Linked DNA regions of Mus musculus: region 1 is linked to region 2. The links are chromatin contacts, found by POLR2A ChIA-PET in ENCODE. All regions are on one chromosome and are shown on one strand. Each heading gives the region's core, a stretch centred on a gene start or an enhancer-like site at or near the end of the contact. The rest is flanking DNA. Distances are from core to core; before and after follow the strand shown.

Region 1 (5,054 bases), core at 894-3,393, 97 kb after region 2:
GCCTTGGCATGCCAGAGGATGTCACAACTGTAAGGGAACCTGTCTGATTTCCTTAATAATGGAGAAGAACCCACCGACCCTTGTCGGTGCTCCACAGGTCTCCCGGCGTAGATTATACATTGTCTTAGGGCTGGAATTGGCGAGCCATACATAGTCAAATCTGCCTGCTCTCTGGGTTTGTTTGTTTGGTTTTTTTCTTTTTTGTGCACTTAGGAACAAAAATTTATTTTTACGTTTCTTAATGGGCTATTAAAAGAAAACCTAGAATATGTGATAGAAGCTGTGCATGTGTCCCGTAGACTTTTAACACGCCTCCCCTATCCCGCAACTGTGACTTTTAGAAATAGATACTAGGCCTATGGGACATGCCATCAATCCCAGCACTTTGGAAGCAGAGGCAGCTGGATCTTCATGAGTCTGAGTCTACCCTGCTCTACATAGTATATTCCAGCCCTGCCTCAAAGGGGGAAAATGTGCACTATGGTCATCCGAAGATGTTGTGAAAACAGGTGGAAAGGCTCATCCCAGCTTCCGGTTCTGTAGGTCTGAGATGGAGCCCGAGGATATAACGCTGCCAGCATTCATCTGACACCACACAGTTGTACCAAAGGACTTCGAGTGCCGAGATCCCAGCTGTGATTTAACCCCACACCCACTTAGACAGTAAAATGGAACTCAGACAGCATGAAATTGGTATTTTCCTTTCGATGAAGCTCAGGCTATGCAGTCGTGAGTGCTGAGATTACAGCTATGCACCTCCACACCTAGCCAAATCCAGCCCTTTAAATTGTATGGTTTAGTAACGTTCAGTCCAGTCACAAAGTGCTACAGTTGTCACTACTGTAATCCAGAACACTTTCACTGTCCCTCCTAGAAAGCCAAGGTCGGTTCGGCAGCAGCCACACCCCCACCCGCTGCCAAACCCTTATCCATTTAGTTGAGTTGGCCTGTAAGGTGTTGAACAGCAGTTATAATGAGCAGGAGGGCTTTGCATGGGAACTACTAACACAACTTTGAGGACAGCCTGAGTTACCTAGTTTCTGGCTTGTATGGACAACAGGAAGAGACCCTACATCAAAAACTAGCCAAGTACATCCTGTAACTAATTGAAGTGTAATTTTTTCTTTCTTTTTCCCTCTCTTCCTCCCTCTATCTCTTCCCTTTCTCTGTTCCTTATGGCCCATACCAGGGTCTGAACTCAGGGCCTTGCCCATGCAAGCCATTTACCACAGAGTGATACATCCTCCTGCCCTGTTGGACAAGAATTCTCAAATTGAAGCAGCTACATGGTGATGTGTGGGTTTGTGTGGACTAGTATTGTCCTTGCGGTGTGTGGAGGGGCAAAGGGAAGCCATTTTCATTTAGCCGGAAGATAACATGGATGAAGCAATGATTGGTGGGTCTCAGAGCTATTTCTGAGTAGGGTCTGAAGAGTTTTGTCCTTGAAACTTGGGGGTAGCAGAGCACTATCGCTAAGAGAGGTGCTATTTAATAGGGGACTCAAATGACTCAAAGCTGCTGCTTGGGTAGTGAGCTTGGAAAAAGGATCCTGATAATAGGGCTTCCTGTAATTTAATACAAAAAGCACCAAAGGCTTATAGACTGCAGTTGGAAGCACGCTTTAGAATCATTATATCTCACTACTTTTTTTTCTTTCTTTCTTTTACCTCTACTTATTTTAATACAAAAAGCACCAAAGGCTTATAGACTGCAGTTGGAAGCACGCTTTAGAATCATTATACCTCACCACTTTTTTTTTTCTTTCTTTCTTTTACCTCCACTTAACTGTGGGAACATAACATTTCCGCCACACTCAAAATGACTGAAATACTGTAAACCTTTTCAATGCATCCGGGTGGTCGTGTCCCTAGCTCCTGTTACTTCCGCCACTCTCTGCGGGGCGGGGCGCTCTGCACTTTTCTGCACCTCGCAGCATTCAAGATGGCCCAGCTTCCTCCCACTTTTCATTGGCCAAATCACCTAGCACGAGGGTGGCTGGGACTGGTATTTGACTCACAGTTCTTTTGACCAATGGACAGAAAGTAGGAGCCAATGAGGCGCGGGAGCTGGAGACCCTCCCCTGCATCTGGGCGGGCCCTTTGCCTGGGGCGGGGTGGAGCCGAGCCGGAAGCGGGAGGGCAGAGCGAAACAGGAAAAGAAGGGAAGGAGGAAGCAGAGGGAAGAAGAGAGGGAGGAGGAGGGGTGGCGGCGCCGTGGCGGAGGAGCAGGAGCAGGAGGGGGATGGAGAGGAGAAGGCTCCTGGGTGGCATGGCGCTCCTGCTCCTCCAGGCGCTGCCCAGCCCCCTGTCAGTGAGGGCTGAGCCCCCGCAGGTAAGGGGAGGGCTTCTGGGCTAGCTTGGGGGTCTGGGGCGGTCGAGGCCTGGTTGGAGGGGGGTCTCAAAGAGGTTTGTTTGCAAGGAGTTGAGTGTTTTCGGGAGGGAAGCCCATGGCTAAGGTGGACCAGGTGAAGGGTGGGGGTGTTGATGTTTAGCTGAGGGACACCTGTGACGAGTTGGATGTCAAGAAGGTGGCAGAGGCAATGGTGCCAGGCGACTTGAGGGTCCTTTGAGAGGGTAGTTATGGTAGGTGCTCTGGAGGACTCTTCGCGGAGATCGCCGCACACTGGCGCCCGTGGGCCCTATTTCTGCTCCGCAGTAGAGTCCGGAGCCAGAGACTGTGTGCACACCAGTGTGTGCTGGGATCCCAGGTTACTGCACTGGCCCCAGAGGGAGGAGGGCTCAGCATGGTATTTATTTCAGGCTGGACAAAGGAAAAGTTCTGAGGGCATCCTGACTCTTATTTTTAATGCTGTAAGGCATAGTACGTTGGTGGGCTGTTGCTGGAGGTAAGGTTCTTGGGAGATAGTAGGGATGAAGTAGTAACCCCTCAGGAGGAGGGGCACATTTGAGTGTGAGAAAACCGTGCTGTTAGGCTAGCTGTCCTGGGAAGAAGTCACTAGTGCTGATCCGAGCGAGCCAGCTCAGGGCTTTTGAGCAGAGGGTGGTTCCGATGCCAATATCGGCAGCAAGTGGAGCACCCTAGCTTTTCTTGCTGGGTGGCTTGCTCTTCCTGAGTCCAGGGCCGAGATGCCTGCTTATGCTGATTCTAGCTTGGGCTGGCGTTTCGAAACCCTAATTGAAGCGTTACTCTTGGTGCCAGATTGGGTGGGGTGCTGTAGGGGGAATCACCCCTCCCCTGTTAAATCTGGCAAAGCTTCTATCGTTTCCTTTGGTTTCTCCCCTTTCTTCCCATCATTGTCTGTTTTCCACAGGCACAGGGACAGCCTGTGCAGCTTAGCACGTCACATCACGCTGAAGAGCAGAAATTGTTAGCAGAATTCTTACCTTTCCCCTTAGAGCTCAAGGGCAGCCCTTTCACATACGTATCTTATTTTTCTCCCGAATATCCTCTTCAAGAAACAAAACAAGAAAAACACCCAAAACCCCAAAATAATTGAGTTTTGTTTTGTTTGAGACAGGATCTTGCAATGTAGGTCAGGCAGGGCTTGAACTCTTGATCCTCTGCCGAGCTCTGTGATTTGATAAGATTTTTTTTTTTTCAAGTGAGCTGAAAGTCACAGAACAAAACCAACAGTTCTAAAGTGAATCACTGTGGCGCTCCATGGTTGTGCAACCACCACGGCTATCTACTTCCAAAACAGTTGAATCATCCCCAAGAATGATCCATATTAACCAGTTACTGCCTGTTTCCACCCCTCCCCCACCCCCAGCCCTGGCCCTTGGCGACACCCACTAGCCTGCATTGTGTCTCTGTGGGTTTACCTGTTCTGCACATCCCTGTGTAATGGAATGCTGTAGTATGTGGGGCGTCTTTCACGTTCCGTCATGTTTTCAAGGTTCACCCACATTGTGACCGAATAATAGTCCCCTTTATGTATATACTACAATGATTTGGCAGCTTATCTGTTGCTGTATCTTTTTTTTTTTTTTTTTAAGTCAGGGTTTCTCTGTGTAGCCCTGGCTGACCCAAAACTCACTTTGTAGACCAGGCTGGCCTCGAACTCAGAAATCCCCCTGCCTCTGCCTCCTGAGTGCTGGGATTAAAGGCGTGCACCACCACTGCCCGGCTCAGTTGCTGTATCTTAATGGGGCGGGGGCTGGGAGTGGGGATATGTTATCTGGGAGATAATCTGTGAATGATCGAGTTCGTTTTCTGATCTTTTCTTGTATTCCTCCCCAGGGATGAAGCCCTTCAGTTTTTGACTTTGTTTAGGTTCTTTGTTTTCTTAGTCAAAACCGTAAGCTGCCAGGAGAGATACATTTGTCTCCTTGAGAAGTTGCAGCTCTCAGGACTGGGAAAGTTAAGCGCAGGTAGTAGGTATCGATGGAATAGAATACAGAATAATGAAGTTGCTTTTTTCTATTTCTGTGGCTGTCTGAGGGCTGTTCCCTGTAGCCTTTGAATCGCCTTGTTAGGGGGCTTGATTTAGGAGTGTGGAGCCTTTGGAGGTGAGCTGGTTGTTCATAGGAACCAGGTCCACTTCTTGAAGGAAAAGCGTTGGCAAACGGTCCTGCAGTCTGGGGGCGGTGGTGGGGTCTTCAGTGCAAGGCTCTGCGTACAACTCATCAGTCTCGGGCTTGTTTTCTTACCGCAGTTCTGGCACTCGCAGTGCTTATTTTGGGGACAGGGTAGCTTTTGTACTTTGTTCCGTTTGGTTGGTTTGCTAGCACTGACCACTGCTGTTGTCTGGTTACATACAGTTCCTGCACAGAGGGAACGTTTCCGTTACGAGCTGCCTGCCCACTCCTCCCTGGCCTCTCCCGACGTCATCCCGATACCCTTTACGCTCTCATGACACCCCTCACCCTCCGAGTCCTCTGGTCCAATCAATCATACCAGATAACTATGGTGAAATTTGTGTTTTTTTTTTTTTTTTAACCTTTGGCATGGAGGTGGCAATATAATTATTAACTTTGAATCTACCACAGCTTGGTCAATTTAGGGTTTTCATCGGGGTTTTGCAGAGGCAGGGAACATCTGTCAGGGAGCAACCTCAAGTCTTTATTTCTATAGTGACCAGATCACTCAGGTGG
Region 2 (5,699 bases), core at 1,634-4,133:
GGTCTCCGAAAGGTAGACATACCTGAAGAACAACCCCCAGACAAGGCTGTGCTCCAGCCTGTGTGGGTGAACTCAAATGTGTCCACACACCAGTCCACACACATATAGTTTGGCCAAGGCTTTGGGCTCAGTTGCCTCCACCATAAACTAAATAAAACATTGTGCAAGATAATAGAGGCAATAAACATATTTATATATTTAACAGGATATACATAGAAAGGTAAGCACATCTTGATTCTATTCCTAGCCTCTTTTGTTGTTGGTGTTATTATGTGGATTTATTTCTGCCCCATAGCTAATCCAAAAACAAGTTCTGTTGGCTCTCTTTCCAATATATAGCAAACCCAATGGCTCACAACCAGCTTAGAGTCCAAATGACTTGCTGTGACTGTGACAGGTAATGCCCTGTATGTTCTGGTCCCTACCTGTTTCTCTCCCTCCCGTGATGCCTTCTTTCTGTCCAGGTACAAGTTTGTGCATTTGTTTTTGCCTTTAGATGAGAGCCCTGCTTCCCAGGATGCTCCTTCATGATTTTTGGTATGCATTCAGGTCTGGGTCAAATGTTACTTTTACTTAGAGCCTTTGCGTATGCCTCTTACTCTCAGAAATTATCCTATATTTAAAATTAAAAAAAAAAAAAAAAAAAAAAAACAACGTAGCTTTCCAGACAATTCCCCAGACCTAGAAAAATGCCTCTGATATAACAGGTCTTTGTTATACTGTATATTCATTGACTGACCAACAAACCCTAGATATTTCACAGTTCTTTAAGCGTCTTTTGAATAGGAAAAGGGATTGCTAGCAGGTAGTTTTAAGCTTCAGAGATGTAGGGGAAAGTATCTCAGAGATCCGGCTCCATGCTGAACCTTGGCAATTTCCTGCTCAATTTCTCTAGACATTTGAGCAGACTGATTGACAAACCCCTTCTTTCCTCTCAAGTAAAAAGAGCTATAGCTGAAGAGGCCCAGAAAAAAAAAATGGTCCCACAGCCTGGCAGCATTATTGCCGTTTTAAGGAGCTGGGCTAGAGCCCCTCCCTCATCACCCAATGTTTAATGTACCGAAGTTAGTGCAAGTCACGTGAGAGCACGAAGTTCGCCACGCCTCAAAGAGGAGGGGTCTCGCCTTAGGGACCAATAGCCTAAGCCGTTTCAGGAACAGCCCTAATTCCAGACAGGGGAAAGGGGCGGGGCCAAGAATCAAAGCATCTGTAACAGCACTTCCGGAAAGTACGCCCCTCCCCTCCCCCCTCCCCGTTTATTTCGCTCGTACCGGGTGGGCTGAGCCAGCGGGTGCTGATTAAAGGCGCCGCCTGCCGCTTTCTCCTCGCCTCCCCCCCCCAACGCCCGTCTCCCCGCCCCCTTTCCGAGTAGCGGGACCAGCCTTGATGTAGGGACACCCCTTCCCCCCTCCTCTTCTATCGCCCTTATCCGGGAGCCCCGAGCGCCGCAATCCTCCTGCCTTCTCCCGCCCCCATCTTGCCCTCTTCACTCTGCTTCGAACCCATTGTATGCGGGGCAGCTGCGAACCGGGGCCGGAGACAGTGTGCCCAGTGTGCCCCGTCAGTGGGTCCCGCGGGCCGAGGCTCTCCCCCACCCGTGCTGCTCCAGGCAGAGGCGAGAGAGGCCCTTCCTCGCTGCGCTGGTGGCGGGGACCGGCGGGCCGCACCCCCAACCCCAGCGTGAGCCCCTAGTGTCCCTTCTTAGAGGGAAGAAAGCGGAGAGACCTGAGACAGAAAAAAAGCAGCTTCTAACTGCCCGGCCCGCTGATCATTTTTATTATCGAGATTATTATTAAAAGGGGGCGGGACCCCAGGATGCGGAGAAGGGGGCCAGAGACGCAGCTATTTCTATTAAACAGATTATTCTTGAAATAATACACGCAAGATGGCTGAAGGTGGCTGTGATGAGTGTTCGGGCTGGGGGGTGGTTTCTTCCTCTCCCCCCTTTTTTTTTCTTTTTTCTTTCTTTTTTTTTTCTTTTTTTTTTTTTTTTTTTTTGATCTAAGGATAAAGCTCTGAAGCGACAGCCGCAGCGGAGACCCTGCCCGGAGTGCCCGCCCTCCCCTCACTTGAGAAGCTGCGGGAGGACAAACGGACCCACGGACAGAGCGACGGGCGCGGGCCCGCCCCGGACGCGTCTCCCGGGCAGCGCTGGGGGCAGCAGGCGCTCGTCGTTCTGCCGACTTCTTCCAATTTTAATCTTTTTAAAAGATTTTTTTTTTTTTTTTGGAAAGGATCGGGATGGGTGGAGCAGAGGTAGAGAGAAATCAAGACTTGGCATTTTTCTCCTTCTCTCTCTCCTAATTTGTTGGAGACCACCAGCCCTCCCCTTGGAGGAAAAAAAAAATCCCACCAAAGGGAGGGTGGAAAAGCGAGCTACAGGACCCTCAAGCGCGCGCCCGGACCCCCAGTCCCCACCGCGGCCGCTGGGAGCTCAAGATGGCTGGGCGCTGAGGACGCACCCGGCCCGGCTGGCTCGGCCTGGCCCCGCCGCCGCCGCCGCAGGCTGGCTCCGACCGCAGCCCGGAGCCTTCCAGGCCGGAGCAGAGGCCGAGAAGAAAAGAAAGTGGGGGGGAGGGGTGGGGTGGGGGGGCGAAGGGGGAGGGCCGGGCGGGGGGAGGGGAGGGCCGGGAGCCGAGCCTCCTGTTCATTAGCAGTTGAGAAAAATTCCTTTCTAGTTTGATCAATCCTTGTTTTCCTCAGCGCAGGCGAGGCGCCCGCCCAGTGCGGGGACAGGGAGTGGGGTCTCTCCGCGGCGGGGGCGCCCTGCGCGGGGCCTCCAGGGAGCGCAGAAGTAGCGACGAGGGGGTCAGGCCGGAGCACCTCCCGGGCTTCTCCCTCCCTCCCTCCCTCCCTCCCTCCCTCCCTCCCTCTCTGGTTGCCTTTTTTTTTTTTTTTTTTTTTCCACTTCTCTCCCTCCCCCTTCCGTTTCTATTTGTGAAGGGAGGAGGAAGGCAGAGGCGGGCTGGTGTCTCTGGCCGGGGACTGGAATTTCATCTGAATGACTGCCCCAGCGCGCACGCAGCGCCCCGGAGTCGGCCCGCCCGCGCCCTGCCACCCGCAGCCGGCCGGCCAGCTGGGGGACGCCTGCGCCACGGCCCGGGGACCGCTGGCGCGCCTTGCTCGCCGGCTCCGGCTCTAGCCAGCCTCGGCGCGGCCGAACTAGCTTCCCGTGCCCCCTCGGACCTCGGCCGGGATCCAGGCGAGGAAGGCGCGGCTCGCACCAGCCAGAAGGTAGCCACTGTCGCCGCCAAAGGAAGAGTGCGGCTCCCCCGCTCGGTGCGCCGCGGGGCGCGCCCCGATGTCAGCCGCGGGGCCGAGCGCAGGCCGTGGGCCGCCGCTGCCCTAGCCGCGCTGCCCCGGAGGCGGCCTGTTATATGGAATTTGGACCACAGCGCTCTCCTCCAGGGCTGGTGCCCGGGCCGCGGCCCTGGCGCAGCCCGCCGCCTCCCGCTAGCCACTCGCCAGGAGGAGGAGACGCAGCCGGCGGCGCGCGCGGCGCGAGGACCCAGGCTCCCTCCTCTGGGGGGCGGGCACGCGGAAGGCGCTGGTGACTGAGCGACTGGCGCGGCCGGCGGGGACCGGAGCTCCGGGCTCGGTGGGTCCCCAGCTGTACCAGACGGATCCCCAGGGTTGGGGACTTAGAGAGGTCTACCCGGGCCCCCTGCCCGCAGCCGCCATGGCGGAGAATTGGAAGAACTGCTTTGAGGAGGAGCTCATCTGCCCCATCTGCCTGCACGTTTTCGTGGAACCGGTGCAGCTGCCATGCAAACATAACTTCTGCCGGGGCTGCATCGGCGAGGCTTGGGCCAAGGACAGTGGCCTTGTGCGCTGCCCGGAGTGCAACCAGGCCTACAATCAGAAGCCGGGCCTGGAGAAGAACCTGAAGCTCACCAACATCGTGGAGAAGTTCAACGCCCTGCACGTGGAGAAGCCGCCGACGGCACTGCACTGCGTGTTCTGTCGCCGCGGCCCCCCGCTGCCGGCACAGAAGGTCTGCCTGCGCTGCGAGGCTCCCTGCTGCCAGTCTCACGTGCAGACGCACCTGCAGCAGCCCTCCACCGCCCGCGGGCACCTCCTGGTGGAGGCGGACGACGTGCGGGCCTGGAGCTGCCCGCAGCACAACGCCTACCGCCTGTACCACTGCGAGGCCGAGCAGGTGGCTGTGTGCCAGTACTGCTGCTACTACAGCGGCGCGCATCAGGGACACTCGGTGTGTGACGTGGAGATACGGAGGAATGAGATACGGGCAAGTACACTGAACGCGTGCGAACACACGCACACGCACACACACACACACACACGACTTGGGAGCCACCCATCCGCACAAGCTGACTCTCGTGACATTAGCCTAGAGGCCCTCTTCCAAACTCTTCCGTAAAAGTTTGGGGGGCAAGGTCCTGGGGGAAAGGCCCTGGCTGCTGGATGCATTCTCGCACCTGCGCCCTTAAGATCTCTCCTTCAGTCATTTATGGAATTGGGGGGAGGCTGTTAGAAGTAGTTTGGAGTGTTGCTTTTCTGTTTTGCGCAGTTTCCCCCCCCCGCCCCCCGCATTGTTTCTGTAAGCTCTACGGGAAGTCACCAAGGCAGTGACCCCGGTCCTGCTTCTCCAGCTGCTGTTTATGTAATGAGTGTCCTGGTGCCGCTGCTGTGGCTGACATGATCCATGATGCTGGCATACCAATGAGGAAGTAAACAAAGCAGCCATGTTAGTTTTCAGCTCTACTGGAAACACTCTGGGGGTTGGGGGGAGCTTCCGGAGATAGAGAAGAACTCTGGCATCTAGCTGGGCAAGGCCTGGGTGTCCAGAGGAGTCCCCGACTGTCGGCTCTTCTAATCCGTCCTAGTAGACGCTCCCCAGGCTAAAGCTGCTCTCTCTATACTTGAATGCTGCCTGCGCCTGGCATGAACAAACCTTAAAGTATGTGACTTCTTCACCCTGGGCTCTTTCCTCCCAGCCCTGCCCTCTTACACGGCCCTCCCACATTTAGGGAGGGGACGGGGAAGACGGAAAAAGAGTCCTGTGGGTTTAAGGTTGAGCCGCGTTGAAATCTGGTTTCAGGCAGCTGGCTCCCCTGGGCTGCCGGCTGGGTGATTACGAACCGCACCCCCTCCCATTGTATACACCCTACTGCAGCAGCCAATGTCAAAACCGCCTTCCCCCTCTTAGGCCTCTGGGCCTGGCTAGGGAACTGGAGTGGGGCATACTTCCGTCCCTTTCACTGGAAGGGGGCTCCTCCCAGGTTCCTCTCGGGTCCCTTGCCACTCTGGGTTGAGTCACACCGGGAAGAAGGAGTCGAGCTAAGACTGAGCCATCTTGAAAGCTCTTGCTAGGGGTCTTAAGATAAGGGAGCTGGGCTGGGTTTGGTAGGAACTGGGAGTGTGTGTTTAGGGTGGGGGCCCCTGGAGGCCAACAAGGCTGCTGCAGTAGGAGGAAGCTGGGCCTGTCCAGAATGTAGATGCGGGCTGTTTCCTTGGTGGTTGTGGGGGCTGGACGGAGACAAGGAGGGGACCAATCTAAATGAGTCACTGTTTAGCAATTAAAAACCACACATATACAACCAACAAAAGGCAGAAGGGCCACCGCAGGCTGAGGGCGGGGATAACAAAATTTGCTGTATAATTAGTTTGCAATTGCATGGGCCAGCTCTGGGGTTTTGTGCCAGGAGAGGCCTCTGGTTTCTTAAAGGAAGTGTGGG

Evidence for each region. ChIA-PET counts read pairs that join two places held with the same protein, here RNA polymerase II (POLR2A).
Region 1: POLR2A ChIA-PET joins it to region 2 with 38 read pairs in Patski. The contact joins the promoter of Wbp1l here to the promoter of Trim8 in region 2. POLR2A ChIA-PET finds 5 or more read pairs at or near these places in 3 of 5 experiments (Patski and embryonic stem cell).

The regions. Positions count from the first base shown.
Region 1 is chr19:46,596,963-46,602,016 of GRCm38, forward strand. It overlaps Wbp1l (WW domain binding protein 1 like), which reads left to right and starts at 2,144. Exons shown (of 5, transcript NM_001177812.1): 1 at 2,144-2,331. The coding sequence starts at 2,242.
Region 2 is chr19:46,498,765-46,504,463 of GRCm38, forward strand. Trim8 (tripartite motif-containing 8) reads left to right here and starts at 2,884. Exons shown (of 6, transcript NM_053100.2): 1 at 2,884-4,249. The coding sequence starts at 3,680.